Regions from separate parts of the Mus musculus genome. Here region 1 is linked to region 2. The links are chromatin loops, found by intact Hi-C in ENCODE. Cell type or tissue: left cerebral cortex. All regions are shown on one strand. Each heading gives the region's core, and the rest is flanking DNA. Links, peaks and the distances in the headings are about the cores only. Region 1 has its middle 190 kb from the start of Smarca1. Region 2 overlaps Smarca1 (SWI/SNF related, matrix associated, actin dependent regulator of chromatin, subfamily a, member 1).

Region 1 (2,927 bases), core at 328-2,827, 120 kb before region 2:
GTAAAGATGGAGCAGAGACTGAGAGAACAGTCAACCAGTGACTGGCCCAACATGAGACCCATCCCAGGTGAGAGAGCCAACCCCTGACACTATTGATAATACTCTATTACACTTGCAGACAAGAACCTACCATAACTGTCTCCTGAGAGGCTTTATTGAGCAGCAAATAGAAATAGATGCAGAAACCCACAACCAAACATCAGGTAGAGCTTGGGAAGTCTTGTTAAAGAGTGGGGTATAAAATTGAGTGAGATGGAAGGGTCAAGAACACCACAAGAAGATCCACAGAGTCAACTAACCTGGGACCAAGGCATGCAAGGGGCTATACCTACCCTCTCCCCGTTTGTAGCAGATGTGCAGCTTGGTCTTCGATGTCCCAAAGTGAGGTGGTACCTATGGGGGGCTTTCCTCTCTCTGAGGAGAAGGGGAAGGTAATGCATAAGGAAATTGTAAGGGTAGGACTGGGAAGAGAGGAGAGTAGTAGGGATGAGACTGGGATGTAATGTAAATTATGTAAAAATAAATAAGACTTGGCCTCTTCCCTAACTAATTCTACTGCCAGTTGGGATCCATAGACAAGCACATCCATGTCCTGACAATGAACTTCAGTGAATGAGCTGCATTTTCAGTCAGCTTTCACTTCAACTCTGGCCTTGGCAATGGAAAATAGGAAGTGCACATTTGTACTTCTTACCTGTATACCTCATCCCAGCTATCCCATCCTACAAAGCCAGCTCCAGACAAGTGAAAGAACATGTCTCAAAACTAAAGGTGGATGGCTCCCAAGGAATGACAACTGAACTTTACTCTTGCCTACACACACACACACACACACACACACACACACACACACACACTCATAGATATATGAAACAGGCACACTTAAACACACAGGTATGCACTCATTCATATATGAATATGCGCACACAAATACACACGTATATACATGCACATTGACAAGAGAAAAAAGACAAAAAGATGAAAGTAGTTTCAGTGATCTGATTCTCTTAATTGTGTCTTTCTTTCTTCCTTTCTTTCTTCTTTCTTCTTTCTTTTTAATTACTTGTTTCCTCCACTGTACTATTTCCTAATTACATTATGTGAACCTCAGACTATTTTTCTCCTATCTACATTTTATAGCCCAGTTTTTATTCTTCAATGTCTTCCTGACACTCTATGAAAATTAACTCCTACCCCATCTCATACTCAGTACCTTCACCTATTAACAGGCATCAATCATCACACTACCCTACCCTACCCTACCCTACCCTACCCTACCCTGACTGACATAGTCTCCAAGCAGAAGTTTGAGTTAGGAGCCCATGAAAAGCAAATAACTGGCAACCACATGGTGGCAGCATACTCAAATTCAAAAATGAAATACTTTTTCAAATTGAGAAGGGATGGCCAGAAGTCAAAAATCTAAAGTTGGAAAAATGCAAATTTCACAAAGCTAAAGTTAGCAAATGATAACTGTGTCACACCTGCTCAGAGATACCACTTGCCCTCTGGAAGATGGAACTGATTGTGTTGCTATCTATTTTAAACAGAAGAGCAGTAGAAAGGGGTTAAAAGTAGAGTAAGCCAGAGAGAAGTAGGAAGAGAGAGGAGGAAAAAGAGGAGGGGGAAGAAAGGAGGAGACAGACAGGAGGAAAAGAAGAGAGAAAAAAAAGTCAGTTTGGTGAGTATTATGAGGTCAGGGAGTACAGACTCACTCAGAGTTAGAGCCAAAAGACAGAACCGAGAGTTCTAGTCATTTAACACTAAGAGGAGAAAACCTTTTCAGTCTCCATATTTCGCTATGGAAAACTAAATTATTTAAATCATCAAATAATCTAGACCATTGAAGAGAGTAAAGAGCCTAGTGAAAATACATCTATAAACATTTAAATTTCTAATATAAATATATATATATTGGTAAACTTATGAAAATAAAAGCAGTATCAAATGTCAAAGGATATGCCATTTATGTATAGATGATTTCCCAAAAGTATGAAAGTCTATAAAATCATAGACTCATTCTGGTTGTTAAACAGATGAAATATAATTATTAGCAATCCAAAAAAACCAGACTCAGCTGGATATCTTGAGAAATGTGGGGTTCAAAATCATTTTTTAATTGACCCCTTAGTCAATGATGTCCAACTGATTAAGGAATGCCTATATCTTGCATCCTAACTGTCCAAAAAACAAACAGCTTCTTCCTCTCTCATTAGTGCTTTTCTATTTCTCAGAGACTAAATCTATAGTTGGCGTTTATCATAAGAAATTCAAGGCAAGAAACTCAATGGCATACACTAATGGAGTGAGTTAACTCTGCTGGTCAACCACAAAATACATTTCAAGCCCCATCTATGGTACACACTCTTTTGCCAGCGGTTACTGCATAAATAACAATTACCAGCAAGATTCTTGGTCTTAATACCTAGAACGTAGGTGGGAAACAAAATTAGCACATAAAACAATTACACAAAAAGAATGTGTTTGGAACTACATTTTTCGAAGGCTAAATGGTATGGTGTTAAAAAAAAAAAGAGGAGAGTAAATGTAACTAAAGTTGTTATAGGGAACTGTGAATGATCTGCGATTCACCCATTTGCCAATTAACAACTTAGGCTAGCATAGTTTTATGGATACAGGTGAAACTATGAGATTAGAGATGAAAGCAAATTTATTATTCACAGTAAAAACAATAACCGGAGTGTCTATGCTTTTACAATTTTGAATTCCAAAATCTTACAGAGCTATGAAAGGTCAGCCAAATGCCATCTGCACATGACGTGAGCTGCATTGTAGAAGGCTGAATTTAGGGAACTCAGGCTTATAGAATCTTCTGTATTGGGCAATAAACATGCTTGTCCCTTTGCACAAAAAGGAGACACCATAAATAGCATAGAAAAATCCTATACAAACATTATAGAGAAAAA
Region 2 (2,927 bases), core at 330-2,829:
TTACTTTTAAATAAGGCACAATTTCATTAATAATAAAGATGTGATTTGAAAACAAACTAATAACATGAAATTTTTATTACCCAGTATTCAACAGTGTGTGATTCTCTGAGATGCTATCGCCAAAACTCATTTAAACTACTACAAAAGACAGGGTAATTGTAATGATTAATTACTAATACTCAGCTTCAACTGTAATGTTCTTGGCCACGGGCAAAGCAACACACAGCTTCCTGAGCTGACTGACGAGAAAAAAAAGTGTTCTTCAGCAATTGAAAGGTAAAAAAATTTAACTAAAATTAAGAACCAAGGTCATCCTATAGAGGAAACTGAGAATTAAATTTTACTTTTTCTTCTTTAACTACCTAGAAGAAAACTAAGAAAGATTAAGGCATTACTGATTGAAGGCTAGGTTCCTTTCCCATGTGCACTGTCCAATGAACTGACCAATGTCTTATGGCCTTTAAAAGTCTCAGATTCTCTTCAACATGCTATGTCCCATCAGTCACTAACAAATGAACAGAGATGGCAAGAAAATTAATGAGCTAATGTTGATAAGGAGACAGGTCGGCATCCTATAAAAGACAACTTACATAATAAGTACAGCATATTAGTAGTTTTTGAACAACCAAATACTAAGGTCCTATTCTAGGATCCCCCAGCACCGAGATGAGAGTGGAAGGCAATTCCTATGCTCTGAGCTTAAAAATCCGAGTTCAGCATGTGCTTCCTTCCTACTTGTTTATGGAGTTCAATAGAGGCTGATTACTTACTTAAAGACCACACAATTTCTCTGCGAAAAATTCACGATCTTTTTAGCACAGAGAGATGGAAGTGAATCTTATTTTCTCTTTTGTACAGCCAGCAGTTTTAAATGGAGAAGAGCTTCAAAATCTTCAACCTTTAGCCAAAGCCTTTCAAAGTGTGGCATATTTGAAAGGGGGAATTCATTCCTTTCGGCACTTTGTGTGTGTTAGTTAAGTCAGATGTCATGAATTCAGTACTTTGAGATTAGCACATAAAATATAACTATTAATGTTCTTACAAAATATAACTATTAATGTTCTTGCATTTTTTTTCTAAGAAAGATTTCACATTATTTAGTGATGTGTCTGGGAAAGAAAAATCTTTTTAGTAAGCTGAGTTCAATCATTAGAAAGATTTCAATTTAAACACAACTATAGTCACAAAACGAATCAAATTGCATCCTGTATCTCAAAGATAAGATTTTTCAATGATTTTCCAGTGTTGTTTATTACAGAACTCACAGCTGTCTCTCTCAAGATGGTGGATTCTCTCCCTAGATTGTGAAAATGACTCACTAAAAAGAAAATTATTTTTAAAACAAATGGAGGTAGATGCTCTACAAATATTAATAAACCATTTTTACAACTCTATAACTATTGATATTAATGTAATGTAAAAAGATGATATAAATATATGCATATTTTAAATATATGACTTGTACTCTAATTCCAGAAATATAAGTAAAAGTTGTCCACTAGTTAGAAGAGAAATCAAATTTTAGCATAAGAGAAAATTTTACCTAAAACCCATTAAATTAACATATTGAATTATAAAATAAATGGCTATATTTTTAATGAGTCTGTAAAAATTAGAAATTCTACTTTCTAAATGGTAATAAAGGACACAGGCATTCCCAAGTTTAATAGACAAAATACAGATTTACATTTGTAACCACTCATATAGTTAATATCTGCCTTTCAGCAAATATGCTCTGAAAATTTAAATATCTAGAAAAAGAAAAGGCATGGAGGCAAATGTCTCAAAAAAAAAAAAAAAAAACAAGATGGAGGAAAACTAAAATTCTTTACAAGGGAGTTCAGAGACATCTAGTGGTTGTTAATATATTGGAGCTTTTTCCTCTCTGTGACTGAGTATGAAGGCTAAGTAGTTCTATGATCATCTTATTGCAAACAGCGTCTTTCCTTGCACCTTCAATCGCTTTCATCCTACTGCCTTAGTTTAATAACTGAAGAAATGAGACCCAACATCAATCTTTCAACCTTTTAAAAATTAGTAAAATATCACTGAAATATCACAGAATTCAATAAATGTTTCATCACATAAAAGGGCACGTATGTTTGGAAATGCGATTTCTTGAAAAATGCAGTTAAGCATTTTTCTTTTAGAAATCATTGGTGCTGCCCTAAATTATGTCATTACATAAATAAATAAATAAATAAATAAATAACCCAAGTGGCTAGAAAGCTAAATATGTGGCTTTGAAAAGAGTCATCTGTCATGCATATTCATGGATTCCCTGAATGAGATGACAAACTAACTCACAGTCAAAATAAAATCTTATTTCCAAAAGAGAATTTAAAAAAGCAATTCTACATTTGTTTCAATAATCTCCGTCAGTGATCTGAAGAACCCTGTCAAACAATTGTTCTGTCCCTAAGGCCGATCATGATCCTTTGTGCTGCAGATTAATTCCTATCTTTTTCATTCTTCCTTCAATCCTTCTGTATTGTAGTAATGTGCACACCTCTCCTTGTCCTTTCACATAAATACACCATTTGAATGCCATGCTGAAAATGTCAACTAAAACATTATTCCAACTAGCCTAAGTTCTCACGGATCCTGGGTTTAAAGGAAGTACTTGCTAACTCTCCCAAAATTATGCCATCTATATGTTTGATGGTAAAGATATATTTATTAGTGTTTGAACAAATAATATTGCAAAGCCTCTTCCAAAGTAATGCCTTCGACAGAACAACACATATTTTCCTTTTATTCATCAGTGTGAGCTGAAGGTATAAAATAAATCAGAAAAAAAAATATGAAGCACTTTTTCATACCCCAAAGAACTTTTAGAAAATAAAATATTTATGAGAACAACTTAAGAAATGGATGCCATTTTACAACTAGTCACAAAACCACTGCTGGTTTTGTTGGGTTTAGGC

Evidence for each region. Peaks named below come from ENCODE experiments on the same cell type or tissue, not always from the same donor. Only the 100,000 strongest peaks of a DNase experiment are listed, where the experiment ranks them.
Region 1: a loop joins it to region 2, with 14 times the contacts of the local background. A loop is called at or near these places in 9 of 42 quality-filtered maps.

The regions. Positions count from the first base shown.
Region 1 is chrX:47,701,910-47,704,836 of GRCm38, forward strand. No RefSeq gene overlaps it. Among named protein-coding and RNA genes, the nearest start is that of Smarca1, 190 kb to the right of the region's middle. In left cerebral cortex, for the core only: a CTCF peak has its summit at 1,368 (motif pointing right); a DNase peak (open chromatin) is centred at 1,371.
Region 2 is chrX:47,818,908-47,821,834 of GRCm38, forward strand. The region is part of intron 22 of Smarca1 (SWI/SNF related, matrix associated, actin dependent regulator of chromatin, subfamily a, member 1); the gene reads right to left. Among named protein-coding and RNA genes, the nearest start is that of Smarca1, 72 kb to the right of the region's middle. In left cerebral cortex, for the core only: a CTCF peak has its summit at 1,859; DNase peaks (open chromatin) are centred at 721 and 1,910.